Regions from separate parts of the Homo sapiens genome. Here region 2 is linked to region 1. Evidence: chromatin loops called from intact Hi-C (ENCODE). Cell type or tissue: mammary epithelial cell. All regions are shown on one strand. Each heading gives the region's core, and the rest is flanking DNA. Links, peaks and the distances in the headings are about the cores only. Region 1 overlaps C3orf49 (chromosome 3 open reading frame 49). Region 2 overlaps ATXN7 (ataxin 7).

Region 1 (8,138 bases), core at 139-8,138:
TGTTCAAGAGCAGCACTGTTCAGTGGAACTTTCTGTGAAGATGGAAATGTTCTCTATCTGTGCTGTATAGGACAGCCACTAACTAGGTGCGATTGTTGGCCATTTGAAACGTAGCTAGTGCAACTGGGGAACTGCACTTCTAATTTTATTTAATTTTAATTAACATAGGTGGTGACATGTAGCTATTGACTAGCATATTGGACAGTACAGTTAGTCTGTAGCATGGCAATTACTACTAAGGACTCTAGAGCCAGGTGTTCCTGGGTTTGAAACTTGGCTCTGTCACTTACGTGGGCAAATTACTTAAACTCTCAGTACCATCCCTAAAATAAGAATAATATTGCTACCTACGTTATAGGGCTATTGTAAGGATTATCTGAGTTGATATTTTTAAAGCACTTAGAGTTTGGAACATAGCTTTAAGGTAAGTCTTGTATCTAAAATAATAATAATAATAGTTCATGGTTCTATTTTTGAAAAATAGTCTGGGCAATTTAGGATCAAACATACATACATGGCCAGTAACGGTGGCTTACATCTGTAATTCCAGCACTTTGGGAGACCAAGGCAGGTGGATTACTTGAGGCCAGGAGTTCGAGACCAGCCTGACCAACATGGCGAAACGCTGTCTCTACTAAAAATACAAAAATTAACCAAGCATGGTTGTGCACGCCTGTAGTCCCAGCTAGATGGGAGGCTGAGGTAAGAGAATCACTTAAACCCAGGAGACGGAGGTTGCAGTGAGCTGAAATTGTGCCACTGCACTCCAGCCTGGGCGACAGAGTGAGACTCTGTCTCAAAACAAACAAACACACAAACAAAACCCATGCATACCTATGGATAAGTAAAAGCATTGGTTTGGAGAGTCCTAGATAATCTACGCTGCACTGTCTGTGTTGTACATATGGCTATTTACATTTTAGTTTCAATGAAAATTAAGATTAAAAATTCAGTTCCTCAGTTGCACTGACCAGATTTCAAAGTCTCAAAGCCAAATGTGGCTAACGGCTACTATATTGGACAATGCATACTTACATCTTCACAGAAAGTTCCACTGGACAGTGCTGGTCTAATGAGTTCCACTCCACATAGTATGCACAGATAGGCCAGAATGCTAATATACTAACATTTGAAGAGTGAGAAAGTCAGTTATAAAAATCCAAACTCCATCCACTGTTGCCCAGATGTAGTAGAAGCTGAACAGTTTGAGCTTAGAAGTAGAAGAATCTGACCCAGAGAGTACCCTAAATTCTTGGAGAGGAGACAGAAGCAGCAGATTTAAAGGGCTTATTGTGGAGGACTCATGGTAGGACAGAACTTGGTTTTTGCAAAATCTCTAGACATTGAGTTATGTGTAAGTCTTCAGAGGCAAATTCATTTAGCGTTTTACCTTTTGCAGTCCTGAAGGAAGAGATGTCACAGATAACCGCTTGGTGGTTCTCCTGGCCCGAAGGAGTGTGTTTCCCTGGGTTATCTCCTCTGTCTCTGCCTCTACAACATCAAGTTGTATAGTCGCTTCAAGAAAGGGGGAAAAAGGAATCTGTAAGGATCACAATGAGGAACACATTCTTCCTGTTAAAAATACAGTATTCTTAGAAGACAGCATCACTTGCTGCTTCAGTGGCTTTTTTTTTCTTTAGAGTTAAGAATAAAAAATTGATTTGCTCTTCCCAATCTTACACTTTCTCCTGCACGCATTTGCCTTTTGTTATGGTCATGACCTCAGTGGACACCAACCCAGTCTTTGACAAGGTAGCCACCTCTCTCTCTCTTCGAGATTTAAGTTTTTCCCCTGAACCATTGTGGAATTAGAAAAGTAACCCTCTAACATGCAAGGCCCTCCCTTGGGTATTCATTGTGGATTAAAGCAAATTTTCTATCTATTTTCGAGAAATGTGGCTCAAGGCTCAGTCATTTACATACCATTGATTTGTCTTTCCTATATCCAGGAGCCAGGTGAACTTTGGATTCCTTAACATTTTAAAACATATCAATTCAGTGCTTAACTCCATAAATGTATTTATAAAGGAAACTTTAAAACACTACCATAAATTTAAGACTAGTATGGTAAACAGGCATTAAAATTACTATGCTAAAAACAAAACTATGTTATTTTTTGCAGAAGGCACTAAACCTGAGGTTACTCTCTTTTTCTTTTTTTTTTTCTGAGATGGAGTCTCGCTCTGTCGCACAGGCTGGAGTGCAGTGGCATGATCTAGGCTCACTGCAAGCTCCACCTCCCGGGTTCAGGCCATTCTCCTGCCTCAGCCTCCCGAGCAGCTGGGACTACAGGTACTCTCTTTTTCTTAAAAAAGGGGGTCACTAAATGAGACATTTTCCTTGATGTATTCAAAAGGATGACAGCATTGGGGAAAGGGTGTTTGCAATTTGCTGTGTGTTACACTGTTCTTCATGCAGTGTGCACACCTAAAATCATCTTGTTGCTTAAAGTCCATTGATAAGGACTTCTCTGGGAGCCTCAGACCTCAATGAATACATTAGCCTACTTGACACTTCCACTTGGCTATTTGGCAGGGACCTTATGTCAGCAAGTCTAGCCAGAACTCATGACTTATTTTTCAATCCAGGTCCATTGCTCCTTATATTAGTGAATGATGCCTCCACCTTCAAAGCCAGTGCTCAATCCAGAAATTTTTCCCTCTCCCCAACCCTTCACTGTCCAACTCTTCCCCAACTCTTGTAACTTCTACCTATGCTTATTTCTCCCTTTATCTCCCCATTCCCACTGCCCTGACTAATCCAAGCTAATGTCATTCCTTGCCTGAAAGAATGTATGGGTGCTTATTGTTCTTCCTGCATTTGCGCTTACCCTCATCCAATCCAGTCTACACTAAAAGATAACCAAAGCTATCTTTTAAGAATGCAAATCAGATTATATAAATCCCCAGCTTGAAAGTATCCAGTGGTTTCTTATCACCCTTAGAAGAAAGTTAAAAATTCTCAATGTGTCCTATGACAGACACCCTTACTACCTAATTCAACCAGCCTCCCCTTAGCTCTCTGTGTTCCAACCTCCACTGGATTTCTTTCATTTCCTAATTGTGCCTGGTGATCTCTTGATATTGTGACTTGAACATGCTCTCCCTTATTCCTGGGAAACTGTTCTCCCCCCTCCACCTTGTGTAAGCCATCTTTATGTCTTAGACATCCTTCAGATCTCAATTTAGTTGTCCCTTCCTTGGGGAAGCCTTTCCTGAGACCCCTCCCCTAAAGTTAGAGCACCTATGATTTCTTTCAATAGCATCCTGTGCTCCTTTGGAACAAATGTAATTTTCTGCATGTTTGAAAGCCTCTCCATGAGGGAGGGACTATGTCTGTTCTATGTGCTACTCTATCCCAAATATTGTGGCTGTCATATAATAAGTACTTAGCAGATATTTGTTAAATAGATAAAAACATGTTTTGAAGGTCAGCAGGGAAGAGCAACTGATTTGGGGCCACAACAAAGGGTATTAATGTTTGAGCTACATCCTAAAGGATGAGCATGTTTTCTGGAGAAATCTTAGTTGATATTTGTTATTCCAACTAAGATAAAAATAAACCAGTGCACAGATTAGGAGTAGAAATTTGATCCTCTGTTTTCTGCTGGATTCTTCAATTCCAGCCCCAGCAATATAGAATCATGTCCTCTTTGCTATTTTCAACAGAAATATACAGCTCAATCCATACCAGGTAATTGCTAGATGCTTGGATGCTTGTATTAATGACTGCTTTTTCCAGAACACAGAGTTTGTTTGAAAGTAGTCGGCTGGAAACCATCAGGGTTTTTTTTTGTTTTTTTTTTCCTGGAAAAAGCACACATCAGTTTTGTTGCCTGATCATGGTGTGTAAAATGTGAGGTTGTATGTATATTTACATATACTAGAAGGGCTGTGTGTTTCCTGATTCTGTGCTGTGAAGGACATTAAAAAGCTACAGAGGATATATAGAGCAGTGAAATTATGGTGGATGTATGGTGGATGTATGTTATGACAGAGTATGACATAAAAGTAGGTATTTGTCAAATCCCACAGAACTGCACAATATAAAGGGGGAACCCTAATGTAAACTATAACTTCAGTTAATAATAGTAATATATCAATATTGGTTCATCGATTGTAAATGTACCACTCTAAAGCAAGATGTTAATAACAGGAGCTGTGGGGATCAGGGAAGGGAGGGCATATATGGGAACTCTACATTTTCTGTTCAATTTTTCTGTAAATATAAAAGTGCTATAAAAATAGACTTTTTCTTTTTCTTTTTTTTTTTTTTTTTTGAGACAGGGTCTCTTTCTGTCGCCCAGGCTGGAGTGCAGTGGCATAATCTTGGCTCACTGCAATCTCCGACTCCCAGATTCAAGCGATTCGCCCACTTCAGCTTCCCTAGTAGGGACTACGGGCACATGCCACCATGCCTGACTAATCTTTTTTGTATTTTTTGTAGAGATGGTTTCACCATATTGCCCAGGCTTGTCTCAAACTCCTGGGCTCAAGTGATCCAACCGCTTTGGCCTTCCAAAGAGCTGGGATTACATACGTGAGCCACTGCTCCCGGCCTAGACTCCATTTATTTTTTTAAAAGCCACAGATGAGAATGCAAACATTGGTAGTATTGTTAGTCATGACTCATAGGATGCCACATGGCATTAATACTAGTTGCAAAAACGACTTAAAGTTAACAGTTCAAATATTAATTCTTTCACACAGTACATAGAAAGTAAATGCAATAAAAGTGAGCATTCTTTATGACTTACCAGTTATACATTTTATTCATTTAAGTCTCACTACCCCCTCCACTGTTAGAAGTAGCCATGTGAAAGTCTGCATCACTACTTTTTCCAGAAACAAAACCAAAAATCCCCCTTGAGTTTGATTTTCCAATAAATATATATATGTATATATGAATATATACACACATATATATTTAAATAAAAAGTGACTTTAAACTGATTAGAACACTGTTTAATTGAACTGGAAGGAACCTCCAAGGCAATCCAATTCAGTGCTTCTCAAAAGGTATGAGCAAGGCTCACACCTGTAATCCCAGCACTTTGGGAGGCCGAGGCGAACGGATCACCTGAAGTCAGGAGTTCAAGACCAGCCTGGCCAATATGGTAAAACCCCATCTCTAGTAAAAATACAAAATTTAGCTGGGTGTGGTGGCACGCTCCTGTAGTTCGAGCTACTCAGGTGGCTGAGGGAGGAAAATTGCTTGAACCCGGAAGGCAGAGGTTGCAGTGAGCCGAGATCATGCCTCTGCACTACAGCCTGGGTGATAGAGCGAGATTCCATCTAAACACACACACACACACACACACACACACACACACACACACACACACACACAACGGTATGAACATACAAGCCAACTGAGGATCTTGCTAAAGTGTGGCTTCTCACTCAGAAGGTCCCAGGTAGGGCCTGAGATTCTGCATTTCAGACAAGCTCCTCAGGGATGCCATACTGGTGTAGCAAGATAATCCATCCTAATTTCACTCTTCCTCTTGGCCTCAACCCAAAGACAAATTGCCCAAATATGATTACCATTCTCTGAGAGCTTTCTCATTTTTGCTGTAAATAACTTGGGAGATGAAAACTCCTTGACAATCCTAGGGAGAAGGCTCTGCGTGTTTGACAGGAGGGCTTCTTTATGGTCAGTGGAGCCCTCTTGGCTGGCACATGCTGGCTTGCTTCTATACTTGTAGGACAGCATCCTCCCAAAAGCAGTCTTCACTTTCGTCTTCAAATTACTTTTCTGATTTTGCTGGCTTTCATGAAATCCCATGTCACTATCACTGGATGATTCCTCTTTAGGGACCAATACATTTTGTTTTAGTAAGTTGGTAGACACAGCTCTATGCCATCTAAACAAAATAAAAATGGTTCATATTAGGGAAACTGAAAAGTTAAAAGTGAAAAATTTAAATCATTAAAACACAAACTTCAAATGTGAACCAATTATACAATTCAGAAAAAAAAAATGAAATTGAAGACCAAGAATCAAATCACAGAAAAATAAAGCCAAAGCAACTACTTGGTGTTTTGTTACCAAATTATAGTAATCTGGCTGCTATTTAATTTAAACACAGTACTGTTAGAGGTAGGTTATATTATTGTCTTCATTTTACTTATGAGTAAACTGAGACATGGTTTAAATTAATTGACCAAGGGCTGAATGCAGACTTTAATCCAGGTCTGACTGTTGGAATCCATTAACTTATATTGGCAAATTGGCAATCTTATTTCAATGATAGTTTGACATAGTTTTTGCTAGATTTGGCAGTTTCAAAGTGAAAGTAATAAAAGATGAGAGAGTCTGCTAGGGTAGTCAATAAGGAGTAACCTCCAAGGCCCCATAAATACTGCATTTACATAAAACACTCATTTAGATAACATACTGTAAACTCATATATAGTGACTACGTGTACCATCTTCATAATTTTGGCATATTTTATTATACACAATAGACTAAACAATAGACAACATTTCCTGATAGCTTTCTGTGTGCTAAACACTCTTCCAAGTGCTTTCATGTGTATAACATAATTTAATCTTTATATTCTCATCTCTACTTCACACATGAAGAAATTAAAGCTTGGAGAGATTAAATAATTTATGTCCAGATTATCTGATCCTGAGGTCTGTGTTGTTCACCACTGTGCTAGAGTATCACCTGTACGGTGATACAATTATTACCTAATATTCTTCCTCAATTAACTATTTTTTGTTAGCTTCACCCAAAGTAATAATATCCATGAAATTTCGGTGTTTTTTAAATTAAAATTTTAATGTTGAGATCATTATAGTTTCACATGCAATTGTAAGAAATACAGGGAGGGGGCCAGGCGCGGTGGCTTACGCCTGTAATCCCAGCACTTTGGGAGGCCGAAGCAGGCGGATCACGAGGTCAGGAGATCGAGACCATCCTGGCTAACACGGTGAAACCCTGTCTCTACTAAAAACACAAAACATTAGTTAGGCGTGGTGGCGGGCGCCTGTAGTCCCAGCTACTTGGGAGGCTGAGGCAGGAGAATGTTGTGAACCCGGGAGGCAGAGCTTGCAGTGAGCCGAGATCGCGCCACTGCAATCCAGCCTGGGCGACAGAGCGAGACTCTGTCTCAAAAAAACAAAAAAAAAAGAAAGAAATACAGGGAGATTCTGTGTGCTCTTTACCTAGTTTCCCCAAATGATGACATCTTGCAAAACTATATTTTCACAACCAGCATATTGACACTGAAACAGTCAGAATACAGAACATTTCCAGTAACACCAGGATCCCTCATGTTTTATAGCCACATCCACTATCCACTGGTCCCCCCTTTCTTAAACCGGCATCTACGAATCTGTCTTCTGTTTGCGTAATTCTCGTCCTTTCAAGAATGTTATGTAAATGGAAATATACATCATGTAATTTTTTGAGATATGCTTTTTTTCACTCAGCATAATTCTTTGGGCATTCATCCAGATTTTGTGTATTAATTGTTCATATCTTTTTATTGCTGAGTAATAGTCCATGATGTGAATGTACCACACTTTGTTTAACTATTCACTGATTGAAGGATACTTGGGTTGTTTCCAGTTTGGGGCTATTATGAATAAAGCTGCTATAAACATTTATCTATAGGTTTTGTATGAACATAAGTTTTCATTTCTCTGGGTGAAATCCCAGGTTTTATATTATGCTATTACGTTGTATTAAATATATAACATATATTTCTAATATGGATTAAAACAAATTTATAACCATTAACAATGTTCTTCATATATTACCTAAAATATCTCATGTACCATCAGTAGCATATGTACTACTCTCCAGGAAAACACTGTTCTAAACAGAACCCAAATCATTCAGCCTTTTTCTGTAATTATATATGGGAAGTGGTTCAGTGACAGCCTAGACACTGGAGTTGAATGGTATTGGTTTAACTCAGGACAATTCCTAACTCTGTGACCTTGGGCATGTCATGTAACCTCTATAAGCTTTGGTCTTCTCATTTGAAAATGGGCATAATCTTTTCAGAATTATGAAAATAAAAGGAAATAATTCATGTGTTTGGAACCTTAAAAAGCATTCCATAAATGATACTTTTTATTACCATGTGGATCAGAACAGTGGGGAAAAGCCATTAACTTATG
Region 2 (17,500 bases), core at 4,735-12,734, 89 kb before region 1:
AAGTTTCAGTTTTGCTTACCAGTAACTGCCCAAAGTAGTTACATAGGTGTCCTTGATCGAGTGTGATTTGCCCTAAGTCCAAATCCTGTAACTGAAAATACAAAATTGGCCCAGAGTGGGATTACACAGAATGATGGCTTCTGTGTTCCATACTTCTATTATTAGTAAAATCTTTACAGTGAGCATGTATTAACTTCTGTAATAATTTTTTCCATTAAAACCAATCTTCCTATATAGTTTCCAAAAAGAACAAGGTAATTTAAGTGAAGAACTGCTAAGTTAAATTGGAAATTTCCAAGAACTGAAAAGGCAATTTTCTAAATTCCCTCTACAGGCAGAAAACCCCCATGACTATCACCACACATTAAAAAAATCATGTAAGTAGGATCCTCATTTATCTTTCTGATCCACTCCCCACCTTCATGATGACTTTATTACATTGCCTATAATTTACCTTTTTTGCCCAGAAAAAAGGGGGTTTGAAAAACATTACAAGCAGCAGCATAAAGAAGCACAAACTACAGGCTTCCAGAAGATGAGCAAGTACAACTCTGCATAAGCAGGAAAAAGTAAATACCCACATCATGCTTCTCTCTGCAAGTCAAAGAGGTGGCTAAAGGAGGAACTAAGAAATGTCACCTCCCACTTCCCATTTTTACTAGAGTCCAAGAAGGCATGAAACTGAGGTTTGGGCATGATTGCTCATGCCTATAATTCCAACACTCCGGGAGGCTGAGGTGGGAGGATTTCTTGAGCTCCAGAGTTTGAGACCAGCCTGGGCAACATGGTGAAACCCCGTCTCTACAAACAAAATACAAAAATTAGCCGGGCATGGTAGTGTGCACCTGTGGCCCCAGCTACTCAGGAGGCTGAGATGGGAGGATTGCTTGAGACCAGGAAGTGAAGTCAAGCCTGCAGTGAGCCATGGATCATGCCACTGCACTATAGCCTGGGCAATACAGCAAGACCCTGTTTCAAAAGAATAAAAAAGAAAAAAAAAGAAAAAGAAAAAAACTGCGGTTCATTTGCTACACTCTGTCATGCCAGAGTTTCCTCTCACTGCCTACACCTTGTGTGCTAAAGCAAAACTGGCATTTCACTTTCTGCTGCTCCTCTGACAGTCCTGGCTGATGACTTGATTAAAGGCGTGCTTGTGACACTGTGCTTTCATTACTGATAACCTGCATTATATCATTTAATTCTCCCAACCCCTATTAGTTACTAGCATTATTCTCATTTTATACCTGAGTCAAGTGAGGCTCAGTAAAGCTATGCGGTTTCCTTCAAATTGCTCACCTACTAGATCTTAGATTTGAGCCCAGGCTTAATTCTAGAACTGGGGTTCCCAGAACTGTCTCTGTGTAAAGCTAACTTCTGCAAACTTGCCATATGGAACCTCTTTTCTGCATAACACCAACCAAGAGCACACAGAAACAGGGTTCCCTGGAACACGCTTTTGGAAATAATGATTTAAAGCTATGGTACTCAAACACCAAAATAGATACTCTTCTCTGCGAAGACCACAGTGCTTTTTCACAATTAAAGGACTGTCCTTTATTCCAAAACAATGTTCTCATACTTTTTTGAGGGGAAGTACATATAAATTGCCAACAACCGTATGTCTGGAGTCCCCAAATTATTTCTGAAACTTTCTTGTTTGAAATATAAAGCCTGGGGACCACTGGTTAAAAGCATTACCTTTTTTTCTGTTGCATGACTGGAGTTCAGGATTATGGAAAACATCTGTATAACCTGGGAGGGAAATAGTTTCTGTTTTAAGATTGTGAATCTAATTGATAATGAACTAGTGCTTTTTCCTTGCCATATGCTTACATATAAGAGAAAAAAACATTTCATGCTAGCAGGGTCTTTATTACAAAGAAGAACAAGAATACTTAATCTAGTTTTACGTTATGAGTGGGTGAAATGCAAAAATCGTTCTCCTTCTTCTGCTCATTTATTATAATCCCTGCTGTACAAGATGAATATAAATGTAACCCTCTGCCTTTTTCTCAAAAGTACAGTAACTCCAACTGCTAAGTCTACTAACAGGCTTCTTTTTCTTAGAACTTCAATCAAAAAATACTTTAATAATCAGAGGGGCACATTTATTAGAAATACTGCAATAAAAACTTTCAACAACAATGTGATTAAAAGCAATCTTGCACTGAAATGCTATTTAAATAGTGAAATTTCACTTCTCCCTTTCTAAAGGAATTTTTTTTAATGGCACAAATCCCAGATGATTGTGTTTGCTATCTGCTGCAACCTTAGCTTTCATTTAATCTTTTTTTAAAAAGCCCATTACTTCTAATGCAAACTGTAGATACTTCCCCTCCCCCTCAAAGAAAAAATGTTATAAAAGAACAACTAAATACAACACACCGACTGTTGTAAGGCACAGCAAGAAAAGGCTCTGATATTTTTACTTAAAAAAAATGGCTTTTGGTAAAGGTCAGTATTTCTAGACAAGGATAAGAAAAACAAAGGTTAGGGTGACCTGCTCAAGCTCATGAAAAGCCATGTACATTCTGGAAAGGGCTCGGAACAGCAGAATGGTTAAGCATGTGAGCTGTGGAGTAATTAGACAGATCTGGGTTACAGGGCCTCTTACATGCTTTGTGATCTTAGCGGGCTACCTCACTTTTCTGAGTCGTAGTTTCCTCATCTGTAAAATGGAGATAATGGTGATACCTAGATCACAGGACTGTGATTTATAAATACCTCATACTTCCCTCCTGAGATTAGAGTTTACAAGAACCAATCAAAACTGTAAATTGGACACAGCTTGGGAACCCCATCCTACTGTGCACATGGAAACATGTGCATGGTCTCCATGAATTGCGAAACATGAGGGTTCAGAAATTCAGCATGGATTGTGCCAGGTGTTACTTTCCAGTAAGCACAAAATTATAAAGATATGGGGCCTAAAGAACAACGTCTGCCTTCTTCTCCAATCAAAATGCAGATTTGTTTCCCCGTGAATTCTTCCTATAACTCCTAAGACCTGTAACAAGGCTTCAGCTTCTCTAAACCAGCTCAGGGGCAGCGATTCTGGAGAATTTGAATGGAAATTCCATGAAAGTTCTGGACTCTTTCTCTTGCATATTTACATACCATGAGGGGCTTAACAGAACACAAGCACCATTCTCATGGTCCATGGCTCTTGGAAGCTGGGGCAATAACAGCGCTATTCGTGCTCTGTATGTGAACTGCTCCCAACCAGGTGTATGCCATAAAAAAGTCACACACCTGGGACTGTTGTGGGGTGGGGGGAGGGGGGAGGGATAGCATTAGGAGATATACCTAATGCTAAATGACGAGTTAATGGGTGCAGCACACCAACATGGCGCATGTATACATATGTAACAAACCTGCACATTGTGCACATGTACCCTAAAACTTAAAGTATAATAATTAAAAAAAAAGATAGTGAATGATAAAAGTGGACAAAGACAGCAACCTTCTTATGTGAAACCATTTCTACTCTCCATTATTTCCTTCTAACTCAACATGTTTCTTTAATATTGAATGAACTCTTGGTTTAAGACTAACGGATTTTATTATTTTGAAGATTCTCCCCTTCAAAATAGACAGTTCAAGAATAATAAGACTGTATTCTGCGATTCTGCAGATTGGGTTTCCTTTTATCAACCAAGGAATTCATCAGAACAGTGGTCAGCAAACTTTTCCTGTAAAGAACCAATAGTAAGTGTTTTGGGATTGGTGGGTCATATGGTCTCTGTTGTGTGTAGTCAACTCTGCTGTTCACTGTATGCAGCAAGCAGCCACAGACAAGTAAATGAATGCCCGTCACTACGTTTCAATAAAATTTAGTTATGGACACTGACACTGAAGTCTCATATAATTTTCACATGTCATGAAATCTTTTGAGTTTTTATTCCAACCAATGCAATGCAAAAACCATGCAGGCAAGATTTGGCCCACACGCTGCAACTGGGGAAAAGTCCCTGCTACAGGAGGGTCTTTCTGGGTCTCTGGGGGTTCCTGCACCTACGCGTTAGTGAAGAGCTTACAAGGAAGGAGACACGCACAGGAGCTGTCAGCAAGGACAATGCCCACTGTCACGGCCACGCTGATTCTCATCTATGGAGGTGTTTCTTAAGTGTGGGCGATCTGTAACCAAATCACCTGACTGCTCCTTACATGTGCATTAATGTTCAACAAGCACGAGGTGATGCTGAGGCAGGGAACTTGGATTTTACCGATTCCTGTCTGAGGCTTGGTTTATATCTGCACATAAGATATAAGCAGACTGCAAGTACTGCCATCTGCAGAACCTTTACACACCCACAGAGAGGATCAGGGATGGTAGCCTGACTTGCCTCAAAAGAAAGGTGCAGAACACAAAAAGCCTCCATTTTGCAGGAAATAAGTTGAAGTCCATGTGAGCAGAAAATAAAAACCAAAAGAAATGATATGCTTCAAAATAATTCACTGTGGGGAGTAGGGCAGAGTTTGTGAAGCAAGACTGGGCCATGACTCATTATTTGCTGAAACTGTGTGATGGATACAAGGAGGATCATTAAAATATTTTCTCTACTTTGTATGTTTCAAATTGTTCATAAGAAACAGTTGAGGAGAAAAGAAGACAAAAGAAACCCTAGAGAAAAACAGAAATGCTATTTAAGGGAGAGGATATTATACCCACAATGTAGTACCTTTAACAGTAAAATACTTCACAAACACCTGTTTTCCATTAATTAACCATGAACCATTTTTTTCCCCTAGGAAAGAAAAAAGGTGGTACTCTGTTGACTCAGTCTGTGTTTACTGAGGCTATCCAACTCCTAGCAAGCCTGTTTTGTTTGTTTGTTTGTTTGTTTGTTTTGAACTCTAGTTGCCTACAGGTGCTAACCACACACTTTTCCATCTTGCCCCAGGCTCAATCACGTTCAGGTTAATTATGAGAAGGAAATAACCTGTCATCAAGTGTGGACATCACACTGGGTTGCTATTCTACTTCTTTGCCTAAATATCAAAGATAAGAGAGGTGATGTCCTGTCTGTACCCTTTCTGGAAAGTGTAAATGGAGCACTATATTAAGGACAGAGCAACGAAAAGTGCTGAAACCTTCTGGCCTCCCCTGGGGCCATACAGCAACACCCCCTAAACACACAAACACACAGAATACTGTCTTCTTTTGGAGTCACAATACAATGAAAAATTGGTCATTTGAATCACACACTAGAGTGACTCAATTCAATCTTCCTAGTAGCTCTACTCATCCACTTTTGGGGCAAATATTTACTGAGCACAATGGTGTGCAGGAGCTGAATATGCCTTCATCAACAACACTCCTGCCCTCAGGGAACTTACTCTCTTAACAAGGAGCCATCACATAATGCAGAGTTTCAAATGCTGACACGTAGAATGCAGAAAGAAAAAGTACAGAGTACTTTGATACCACACAACGGTTAGACTTAGAGAAGTTATGGACAGCTTCCCAAAGAAGATGTCATTTTTCCCAATACCATTGTTGACTCCTACAATGACACAATATAGGTTTTAAAATCTGCTGTGCAACTAAGGCATTTAAAGTTTTTATTTTTTAAGGGTCTCTAAATATTCAGGCACTAATATAGAAACCCTAATCAGTTATTAGTACCAATTAATTCAATCTAAACATAATTTTGTTAACTTTCACAAATCCAAAATCTGTGGAAGTCCGGAATTTCACAAATCACCTTGGGGGAAAAAGCAGTAATTTGTCTTAATCATTTCAAAAACGTTTAATCATTTCAAAAACATCAACCAGGGTTGACGTTTAATCATTTCAAAAACGTCAACCAGGTGCAGTGGCTCATACCTGTCATCCCAACACTTTGGGAGGCCGAGGTGGGTGGATCACTTCTGGTCAGGAGTTCGAGACCAGGCTGGCCAACATGGTGAAACCCCGTCTCTACTAAAAATACAAAAAGTAGCCAGGCGTGGTGGCAGGTGCCTGTAATCCCAGCTACTTGGGAGGCTGAGGTAGGAGAATCGCTTGAACCCAGGAAGCGGAAGTTGCAGTGAGCACAGATCGTGCCTGTACCATTGCACTCCAGCCTGGGCGACACAGCGAGACTCCATCTCAACAACAATAACAACAACAACAACAAAAAGTCAAAATGTATTACCAATTTCTTCCCACCAAAATTAATCATGCTAACAACTAATATTGCAAATTACAGAACAAGAATAAGGCAATACAAATACAAGAATGCAAACAAAACTAGGTTGACCTCTGAAAAATAACCAAATTTTGTCTTAACATTTGCCTACTTGTGCCAAATGGCAGAAGAGGGAATGATATACTACCTAAACCACAAATAATTTCCCTCCATCTAAATCAAGAGTTCTAACCTTCTGCCACAACATTAACCCTTGGGTATTCTTGCCTTGGGTAGGTTTACTACCTAAACCACAAATAATTTCCCTCCATCTAAATCAAGAGTTCCAACCTTCTGCCACAGCATTAACCCTTGGGTAGTCTTGCCTGATAGGAGTTGGTCAAAGTAATGTGTTACAAGAGGAAAAAGTGAAAAGAAAAAACAGGCAGAGAGGTTAGCTTAGCAGTTTTGAATTTTAGGGGTGGGGACGTGTAAATGATCCTTTTGAGAATCCAAGGGAAGCTGTGAACACCTACCCTAGAAAACTGACATATTATTTTGCATACAATTTCAGGGGAACTACAATCCCCTGAAGCCTTTTCAAAGGTCACAGATTTTAAAACCCTGTACCTAGAAATATAGAATTAAGAAGTCAGGTTATCAACAGTTGAAAGAGTTAAAAGGAATTAGTGTGTACTGAGTCATTCACATATTATCTAATTTAATTTCAGCTCCTACAATAACCTTGGGAAGTAGGTAGTATTATCTTCCAAAGAGGGAAAGTATATTCAGAAAGATGAAATAACTAATGCAAGGTTAAGCAGCTTTCTCTCACATCCAGGCTTTCTAACCCCTAGGTCCAAAATTGCACATTGGAGAATTCAAGTCAAGTGCATATTCCTAGAGATATTTCAAGATGAGGAGTTTCTGGCGGGGGTGGTGGTTCATGCCTGTAATCCCAGCACTTCGTGGAGGCTGAGGCGGGTGGATCACCTGAGGTCAGGAGCTTCAGACCAGACTGACTAACATGGTGAATGAAACTCCATCTCTATAAAAAATACAAAAATTAGCCAGGTGTGGTGGTGCGTGCCTGTAATCCCAGCTACAAGGGAGGATGAGTCCAGAGAATCGCTTGAACCCAGGAAGCAGAGGTTGCAGTGAGCCGAGAACTTGCCACTGCACTCCAGCCTGGGTAACAGTCAGACACCGTCTCAAAAAAAAAAAAAAATAAATAAAGGGTCATTTCTGACTTCCAGTGATTCACTCACATGATCAATTTATCTACATATTTCTTCAATTTAACAAGAGGAATCAGTATGGATTCAACTTCAAAACATCTTTTCTTGGTAGCTGATAATTTTAAGCAGACAATGAATGAATAATAGTCTAATAAGTTTTGATAATATTAAATGTATTTTCATTTCTGAAGCAGCCTACAATGGTCTGTTAGGAGAACATAAAGGTCCACTGAGTGAGTGCTGAACATCCTCAAACTTGGATTTTAAAATATCCCCACATAATCCGCAAAGTCACAAACAAATGAAGAACTGACTGAATTTAAAACTTCGGTCTCAACTCAGACAGGTGTACGTTCCAAGTGGCCTGGTAGCTACAGCATCCTCTAAATGGTTAGAACAACTTTAAAAGGGGGAGGAGGGGAACCCTTAAAAAACACTAACAAGGGCCAGGCGGTGGCTCACACCTGTAATCCCAGCACTTTGGGAGGCCGAGGCAGGTGGGTCACGAGGTTAGGAGATTGAGACCATCGTGGCCAACGTGGTGAAACCTCCTCTCTACTAAAACACAAAAAATTAGCTGGGTGTGGTGGCCCGCCGCCTGCAGTCCCAGCTACTCGGGAGGCTGAGGCAGGAGAATCGCTTGAACCTGGGAGGTGGAGGTTGCACTGAGGAGGTGGAGGTTGCACTGAGCCAAGATCGCACCACTGCACTCCAGCATGGCCACAGAGTGAGACTCCGTCTCAAAAAACAAAACAAAACACTAACAAGATCCATGTCCCTTTTGTGCCTCAAGTAGGTAGTTTAACGTCTTAGTTCTTCATGAAAAACATGCTGATAAAAGTATCCCAACAGAAAATAATATATCTAGCAAAAATGAGGTACAGTCCCCTTAATTTGGTTGGGTCCCTGTCCAGCTCAAGGTACCCACTGAAACATTAATACACTTAACTCATCCTTTACAGCAGAATTATTGATAATTACAATCTTGTTTTCACACAGATTTAGAAACGTTTTATAGGATATGTATCCACACCCAGAGAATGAAAACTAAGAACAAGAGTAGGTCAGGTCCTCTAAAGTTCTACTCTAACTGCTTACTGTGAGAGTTGCCACCTAGTGATTTTAATTTTTTAAGCCCAGGCAGGCTGCCAATTCAGCACTAAAACCGGACTAGCAACTGATTTTTCATATTGCAACATCATCAACAAGTCCTGTGCTTTCCCTTGCTTTCCTTTACCCTCAAATAGCAATTCTCATTTTAAAAATCAACTAATTTGTTCTATAATCTGTTCCAATTGGAAGCTCTCATCGGGCTGTCACTGGTATTACTCTTCCTCCGAGTGCCAAGAGGCCAAAAAGCGCCCAATTCAAAAAAACCGAAACAGAGTTAAGTGAAGAAAAAGCAGGTGTGAAAAGCGAGAAGGAAATGTGAAGACAGTAACAATGGGCAAACTTTGGACTTAAAAATGTTCCAGTTGCCAAAGTTCTACCTATCCTTGGGCCATAGACAACAATTCTGCAAAATAAATGGCTACGAGTGAGAAATAAAATTGCATTCGGGGACTATAAACTCAGTATTCCGGGGCCAAACCTCACTCAAAGCCTTGTCCTAACTCACTGAAAGAATAACTTGAAACTGAACCCGAAGTTCACTGGACTTCAGAAGTCCTTTCTGACCACGGTATGCCCAGGCCTAGTGCAGGTATTAGACAACAAAAGCTTACTATTCAAAGAAAAAGAAAATCTCAAGAAAAAGTCTGACACTTTCCAGATACCTGGCCTGACTTTCATTTGGAGGCATACCCTATTTCCCTAGTGTATCTTTTTACCAAACAGTTTAAAACTAACAAATAATTAGACCCTGATTTCACCAGCCACGGGCAGTAAAGGCTTATTTGACCAAATAAAATTCTGGCTTTCTTTCCCCCGTGATATTGGCAGCTCGCAAAAAATCTGACCAAAATGCACTCCGGGTTATGATGACCTTTTTCTAACATCCCCAACTTGTACCTTAAATCCTACAGAAATAAGACTGCATAGGTAAAGCATCTTCTTTAAGTTCAAAATTCGTTTCGATTGCCAACAGAAAATGTCCCCTAAGCATTCGTGGAAAGGTTTCAAAGCTGAGAATTCCTTCCTCTACTCCTGTTTCTCCGTAAGGAGGTCAGAAATGCAGAGATCTAGGTTAAACTTCCCGCCGGTTCCCAGCGCTCATCACCAATAATGCTGCTCCTGCCTGGTCACAGAAGGATTCCGGACGCTCTCATTACAGGAGGCCCCCAAACCAAACTTTCCAAGCGCTCTGCCCCCTCCCTCCCTCCTCAGGCAGCATCTTCGCAGGCACGGGGAGTCGGGGAGTCGGTATGGTGGGCTGATGTTCCCGGTCCCAGTGAACTGTCAATGAAACTTCCCAGGGGTTTGTACAAACTCCATCAGGGGGGCTGGACTCACCTTCCCGACAGAGCCCCATGACTTCGCGGTTTTTCCCAAACTCCTTGAAACTTTCGTCCAATTCTGTCCCTAGGAGATATACACACACAGGAGGAGGGGAGAGGCAGGTCAGTGGCCAGGAGTGTGACGCACACTCACGCACGCACGGGGTAGGTGTGGGCACCTCCGCGTTCCGCAACCCAGCAAACGATAGCATCTCTGCCCCTCGAGGGGGCGGGTCACAGGAGGGGGGCAGGGGGGAGGGGAGGAGAGAGGAGGGGGTCGCGAGGGGGTGAAGGGGGGAGGAGGGCGTGGACACTCACCGTCCTTCCCAGGAAGTTTGGAAGCCTCAACCCACAGATTCCACGACTGTCCCAGCATCACTTCAGGACTGGGCAGAGGCCTGCGCTCCCCGACCGTCGCCATTGCGGCGGCCGAGGTGGAGGCGGCGCCGGGCCCGCCGTCCTCCGGCCGTGTGCGCCGTGGCGGCGGTGGCGGGTGCTGCTGCCGCTGGGGCTGCGGAGGCGGCGGCTGCTGCTGCTGCTGCTGCTGCTGCTGCTGCCGGGCGGCCGCGGCCGCTGCTCCGCCCGCCGCCGCCGCCGCGCGGCGCGGCTCCCCCCTGACGTCATCCGCGGCCCGCTCCGACATTCTTTCCGCTCCTACAATGTAACAAAAAAAAGGGGGAAAGAGTCGCGCGGGGGCCGTTTTTTAAGGAGGCGCCAGGGAGTTCCGGCGGCGTGCGCGGCCCGCGGACCGGGTGGGGCACGCTGACAGCGCCCCCATGGCCGCCCAGCCCCCCGAGCCCGCCTCCTCAAGGCCACCCCCCGCCCCGGGCTCAAAGTCCGCGGCGCGGGCTAGCTTTCGCTTTCGACTCCCGCGGCCGCCCGAGGGAGGGGACGGGCAGCAGGCGGCCCGCCACCGCGGCGCTGGGTCCCCTGCCTGCTTCTGCTCAGAGGACCTGGCGCGGAGGCCAGCGCCGGAGCGGCCCGGCTCCAACCCCGCGCCCCACCATGGCAGCCCGCGCGGGGAAGCCCGAGCCGCACCCCAGGACCTCCAGCTGCCCACCCTTCGGCCGCTTGCATCCCCGGGCCCGGCCCGGCTGCCCCGCTCCTTCCTTCCGTCCGCGCGTCCGTCCGAGCGGCGGCACCCGGCCGGCTCCCTTAAGCGGAGACGCCTCCCGCCGCCTCCTCCCACTTGCCGGTCCCTCCCTCTCAGCTCGCTCCGGCGAAGTTTGCACGTCAAGCCCCCGGACTGGAGCCAGGGCGAAGTCGGAAATGCAGCCACCTATGGAGGAGCCGGCCGGCCGGCCCCAGGGCAGCGCGGGAGAGGCTGGTGCAGGGGGCACTTTGCCCTCGGCTTGCGGGCGGCCGCAGAGTTGTCAAAAGCATGAATGGGAAGCCGCCGCAGAGCGGACTCCGGGCGTGCAGGGAACCTTGGGCTAGCGGGGAAGTGCCTCCCAGGTGTCTGCCCAGGTGTCAGGACGAAGTACCGTGTGCACGCCACGCCGCCCACATGTGTGCCCCCGACCCGCAATTGGAAGTCACACTGTGCGCCTGGGGAACTTGAATTCGTCCAGCAAAGAGAGAACATGAGATCAGTGTGCGAGGGAATGGAGGAGAGTGAAACAAACCGAGAGAAGCTTTAACCCGTGTACATATTTTAGAGGCACCACCCCAAGTTTCTGGAAGTGATTCATTCACCCCAAAAGTAAAAATCTGATTCATTTTTAACTTGAGTTGTTAGTCCTTCCCTCTTTATGGTTGTCTTTTCTTGGGCAGGACGAGACCCTAGGGATTAGGAGAATATAAGGAATTCCTACAAAACATGTTTAGAAAATACTGTTTTCGGTCAAATTTTGTTCACTAAATTAAGCATTGGCCCGCAAAACTTAGCACCCCTCCCCAACATACACAACATTTGCTTAGCGATAGGCTACAGATGGCAAAATAAAAGGCTACTTAATGACCTAAAGCATTAAAAATACTTGAAACAGTAGCAGACCACACCACTTTCAATAATTGTTGATATTACTATTTTCTCAAATTGATGTGAAAATTTGAAGCCTGAGACAAAAACAGTGATTCTTATCAGCATGTTTCACGCATGTTTCACACTGCAGTAGTATCAACTCCTGTAATGTGTGTCAGAGATGCTTGCTCACAAGTGCTTTCTCTGACTAGATGGGGAGGAAGTGGAATTCTTTTTTTTTTTGTACCTCAAACATCTGATGTGACAGAGGTAGCCAACTTCTTTGTTGGTCCAACTTGCAGAAACACAGGAAGTTTACATAAGCATAAAAATTAATAAAGAAATGTCACTGCAACCCAAACATAAGGTGGGATTGCTAGAGAGGGTTTGGGGTTCAAAATTTAAAAGCGCACACACACACACATACTTACACATACACACACACACACACATTTTTATTTTAGAAAGATTTAGAAATAAGTCTGTAAAATTTTTTCCTGGATTGCGTGCAAACAAGTCCAAAAAGTGAAACCATGGTTACTTCCTGTCCTTATCAAAATAACCAAAATAGTAGAAATGATTGGAAAGATTTAATTTTAAAAATCATTTCTACAGCTTTAACTTCCTCCATAAGACTATCAATGAGAAAAATGCACAGGAGTAAAACATATAATTCCCTTGACAGGAATAGAGTTCCCTTCTAACTTTTAACATAGCTTAGATGACCCCTATGCAGATTTTCAATTTTTCATTCATTCCAAATCACTGCAAAATCTGAATAATTACATGAAAACACCCAACCTCTGTTTTCCTAAAGTACACAATTTATTACTTGGAATTGTGAAATTCTACACTTAAGAAAAACGAAAATTTGGATTTTAACGGCATTTGAAGCTACCATTGAAAAGAAAAGCTTGCGGCCACCAAGCCATATAGATAACAAAGGGAGCTTGCTTGTTGAGTACAGCTCTTCAGATCCCTGAAACTACAGAGTGAGAACAAAAATAAGGAGAATGGCAAACATGAAGTATGGTCCTACTTCCTCAAGACATTGCTTGACTTTCCTCTTTTGGATGTGAAACTACTTCAAGATTCACTAATATGACTTCTAGCCAATGGGGATCAATGCAGCAATTTAGAGTACTTCAACTTCTTTCCCAATTCCTGCTTGATACCTCTTTTTTTCTTCAAAGTTTTTGATTGGTTTAATAAAACACAAGCGGGCTTAAAATGAAAAATATTAAGTATCCTCTTGGCATTATGATCGTTATTAAGGGAAATTATTACAAATAGCAGTTACCAATTATTGAGTACCTCAATACTCAAAACTAATAGCAAGCTATCAATTATTGAGGAATCTCATAAATAAGCACTATAAATAAGTGTCTTATATTAAACTGAGCAATTCAGCTCAATCCCTTAGGAAACTTACTATCAAACTGAAGAGGATGTGCAGACAAGAGATTGACGGGCATTTCCTGGTATTTCTTCAACCAGTTCTCTTTTGCTGCAGCCAATGCATTTTACCCACTCTTTCTTCACCCATAAAAAAGTCCTAACTCCTAGAAATGTTCTGATATCCATAGTCGTTAGAAGTTTCCTTAAAGTTGGAATGAGTCACCAAAAAAAGTCAAAACAGCAAGCTGACACACTGCATCTGATATCTGAATTTTGGCAACTTTTAAAAGCATTCCTTATGCAAAGCATACTGTTTATAAACAAGAGTACAACAGAAACCCAATACTTAGCTGTATTACCTACAGTCCCACAGTAAAGAACTTGATGACCTCTTACCTAGATAATCCCCTTTCCATACCACCAAATTATAAAAAGAATATAACTGTGTATAAATTTTTTTTGTGTGTATGTGTGTGTGGAGATGACAAGGTCTCACTATGTTGCCCAGGCTGGTCTCAAACTCCTGAGCCCAAGCAGTCCTCCTGCCTTGGCCTCCAAAAGTGTTGGGATTATAGGCATGAGCCACCACACCAGGCCAATACAATTTACATTCACTTAATATGTTATTTTAATATAGTATTATGCCTGTATAATATCAATCAGTGCTTCTGCCAGTGCATTTCTGATGATGCCTTGTAACTCTGAGGAACTTCACTGTCTGAAAACTTAAGTAATAATTCATTTTATATGGCTTGAATAATGAGTATTCAATTTATCCAACAATTCCTGATTGCCTGCTACAGACTAGGCACTCTACTAGGCACCAGGGTGAACACAAGATAGTAATTTCACTGAGTATGTGAGAAAAGTAGTAAGTAGGGGAAACAATTCATCAAAACTGTCACCACCAACTAGATTGTCTATGGCTTAAGAACTGGGCTGTCAGAGGTGAAGTACTGCTAATTCTGTGCATTTCATCCCTTCCAAGGACATATTTAAAATGTGGTCTTATCTCGTCACCCAAATTTAGGGATGTTCTCAGTAGATGCCAAGGCTAACAAGTCTCTCTTTACAAAAAGGATTCTTTGCACTCATAAAATGTTTTGTTCCAAGGCCAAAGGTATCACAATGTACAAAAACAAAACAAAACAAAAAGTTGACCTTTCCTACATTAAATCCAGTTTAATGTAAAAAGGCTAAAACTACCCAAAACATTTCTAAGATACAAGATCCCACACAACCGTCTTCAATTGGAAAAAACCACCAGTCCCAGTACAACATTTTAATAAACTTGAAAAGCAGTTAACTACAGTATACTTATCTGTGTAAATTACAGGGTTGGTAACAGAGATTCTCCATTATCAACCCCAAAGGACTGAAGTCATTTGAGTAACAAGAAACTCAGATCCACTAAATTAGGAATGTGTTGGCTTTGGTTTCTTTTTATCTTCCTAAAATTGGCTGAGCCTTTGTTCAAATCCTCTCTCACTCCTCTGACTACATCTTTCCCCTTTCCTCGTTCTTCTCCAGAGAGAGCCAGGGCTGTATTCTGCACAAGGGGCATGCCTTTCCTTAACTATGCTCCCTCTAGTGAAGTACCTTACAGCTTGTCATGAATATCAGTATTCCAGTAGAGGGAGAACAGTGGAAAGAGTAAATTGAATTCATCAGCTTAGTGGCTGGAATTCATAGCAATCAAGTGCAAAATTAGGAATAATAAGGAAAGTTGCAAGAGTGAGGACTTAAAAGATAAGACATAAATAGCTTTTTGAAAACTCAACCTGTACACATACTCATTCTATAGTAAAATGCATCATTTGCTAAACATCTCAAACCCTTAAATTTTTGGATTGTTTTCTTAATCATATGTTTGCATGTACATATGAACTCTCCCAAAGAAACATTCACCAGTAATAGCAAATTGCTTGAAAAGAGAAGAAAATTTGAAAATACACATATAAAAGGTAATAATAAATTATAATATAAAAGGTAATTAGTAATGCCCAGTGTTTCTAGGGATTTAAAACTGGCTTGTAATTTTATGACGAACTTGATTTGAAATGTTGATTTAAAGTCTTTCGGCTGAGGAATTTTTTACAAATAGAAAGTTTCAAGTTATAGAAAAGGAATGGAGGCCAGGCGTGATGGTCTGATGCCTGTAATCCCAGCACTTTGGGGGACCAAGGCTCAGGTGTTGGAGACCAGTCTGGGCAACACAGTGAGGCATAGTCTCTACTGAAAAAAAAAAAAAAAATACAGCCAGGCATGCAGGCATGTGTCTATAGTCCCAGCTACTCGGGAGGCTGAGGGGGAGGACTGCTTAAGTTTGGGAGATTGAGGCTGCAGTGAACTGAGATCGTGCCACTGTACTCCAGCCTGGATGACAGAACAAGACCCTGTTACAAAAAAAAAAAAAAAAAAAAAGACAAGGAATGGAAAAGTTGGACCAATATTCAGCTATAAAAGGAAGTCGACTGTATAGAGTTCTAGTGTACTGCGTCAGCTACCATAAAATGCAGGTTAAACACATTGTTAAACGTAATTTCCCATGTACCTTTGTACTGACAATGCTGTAAATATCACCATTTTTGGGGGCTCAGCCATTAAGAGCGTGGGTTCTAGGGCCTATCTGCCCAGGCTGAATCCCACTTCTACCACTACGAGCTGTGTAACTCTGGGGAAATCACTTAGCCTCTCTGTGCATATTTCTACATCTATAAAATGAGTAAAACAAGAGTAACTACTTTATGAAGAACATTAAGAAATTTACAGTGCAAAAAAGCACACTGTGTCAGCTATTACTATTAGCACCATGCTTGTCACATAGTAAGCCCTAATTCTAATCTATGTACGCTATACTATCAGACCAATCTTGCTGAATTATGGCTTTAGCCATGTTAGTGATTGCTCTAACATTTTTAGGGGCTCCCCACTGACGGATAAAATAAATAAAAACTTCTCTCCTAGCATTCAAGGTCCTCTACAGTTTGCCCTTGCCTCAGCTCCACCACTTCTACACTGTTCAGTTGCCTCCTGCAGGTAGTCTATGGTCTAGCCCAAATGACAAATTCAGAACTTCAAACATGCCCCCACCCCAACCCCATCCAACTCCCAGTTCCCAAGCCTTTGCTCATATAGGACACTCCATCTTTAACAGTTTCCCTCCCTTGGCAGAAATCCTGCTGTTCAATCAAAGTTCTTCCACAAATTCCATTTCTTTAACAAACTCTTTCCTGAACCCTCTCACTAAGCACATACATGGGAACTCATCCCCACCTCTATATCACAGGACTTCATGGATTCAGAGTTAAGAGTATATGCTCTGAAATCAAGGTGACAATGAGACATACATTTAGTCTCCCAGAGATCAACAGTTTGCATTCCCAACATAAGGGTGTTATTTAGAACCTGGAACCCACTTTCCCACAAACCATAAGACGAGTTGTAACCATGTCTCCAAATTGGTCAGCAAAATGCCTTTGGGGTGAAACCTAGGACGAACAATGCAGGTGTGTTAGTATAAGAGGGAAGGAACAACACAAATGCTTCTTCCTCCTTTCCTCAGCCAAGGTCCAGCTCTAAGCAAAGCTATAGATCCAGCAAACATGACACCCTTGACTTTCCCACATTCTGTCTTTGCACCGTGATCCAGGAGCCTACCTGGGTTTGTACTGCTTCTCAAAAGACAGACTGTTCCACAAAAACTTGCACTCCCTTTCCACCTCCAAAGTAAAGCTCTCCTTTTCTTGGTAGAGGTAAAGGCCTGCAGATTTAACTATTTTTCACTAATGTGTATGAATGACTATGAATGAATACAGTTACCTGTCCTCCTCTCCTCCCAAGTACACATTCAAAGAAATATAAAGGGTAAGACCTTACCCCAGATGACTTCTAGGTGTACTGGTTCATAAACCTTTCTTCCTAGAAACACACAATTACTAACCACACTCTTATGGCCATTCTGATTTTAAATGACATCATCTATGGCTCAAGACAAATATTTATTTTCACCAATTTAATCTTTTATTTTAACCAATATTCTCTTTTGATAAACATAAAATTTTCAAGACCTGGAGACCTTGATCCTCTGTCCACTTCCTACTATGCCCCCACGTCTACATCAAGGTGTTCTAAGTGAAGGAACTTCAGGAGTAGAAAAGGGGAACCAAAACAAAATTGCTCCTGGTGAGAAATCTGCCTTTCCTGCCTTCCAGAGCTTGCTCCATCTCTTCAGAAAACCGGTATTTTCAAAAAGCATGAGGATTTTTCCAAATGGTTTCTGGGGCAGTGGCAGCAAAGCAGCAATCACAAGCGGGCAATTAGTGGGTTGGAATCTGACTTACCAGGTATTTC

Evidence for each region. A loop is a pair of places that touch in the nucleus more often than their neighbours do. Peaks named below come from ENCODE experiments on the same cell type or tissue, not always from the same donor. Only the 100,000 strongest peaks of a DNase experiment are listed, where the experiment ranks them.
Region 2: a loop joins it to region 1, with 5 times the contacts of the local background. A loop is called at or near these places in 4 of 110 quality-filtered maps.

The regions. Positions count from the first base shown.
Region 1 is chr3:63,820,978-63,829,115 of GRCh38, reverse strand. C3orf49 (chromosome 3 open reading frame 49) reads right to left here. Exons shown (of 7, transcript NM_001355236.2): 2 at 5,547-5,866; 3 at 1,391-1,515. Among named protein-coding and RNA genes, the nearest start is that of C3orf49, 5.7 kb to the right of the region's middle. In mammary epithelial cell, for the core only: no CTCF peak of the experiment used is centred there; a DNase peak (open chromatin) is centred at 4,525; H3K27ac peaks cover 1,688 bases.
Region 2 is chr3:63,905,528-63,923,027 of GRCh38, reverse strand. It overlaps ATXN7 (ataxin 7), which reads right to left. Exons shown (of 13, transcript NM_001377405.1): 3 at 10,105-10,440; 4 at 9,803-9,871. The coding sequence starts at 10,429. It also overlaps SCAANT1. Among named protein-coding and RNA genes, the nearest start is that of ATXN7, 50 kb to the right of the region's middle. RefSeq lists enhancers at 928-1,027, 11,297-11,376 and a silencer at 10,127-10,966. In mammary epithelial cell, for the core only: a CTCF peak has its summit at 8,480; DNase peaks (open chromatin) are centred at 8,507, 9,907, 10,547 and 10,977; H3K4me3 peaks cover 2,227 bases; H3K27ac peaks cover 4,054 bases.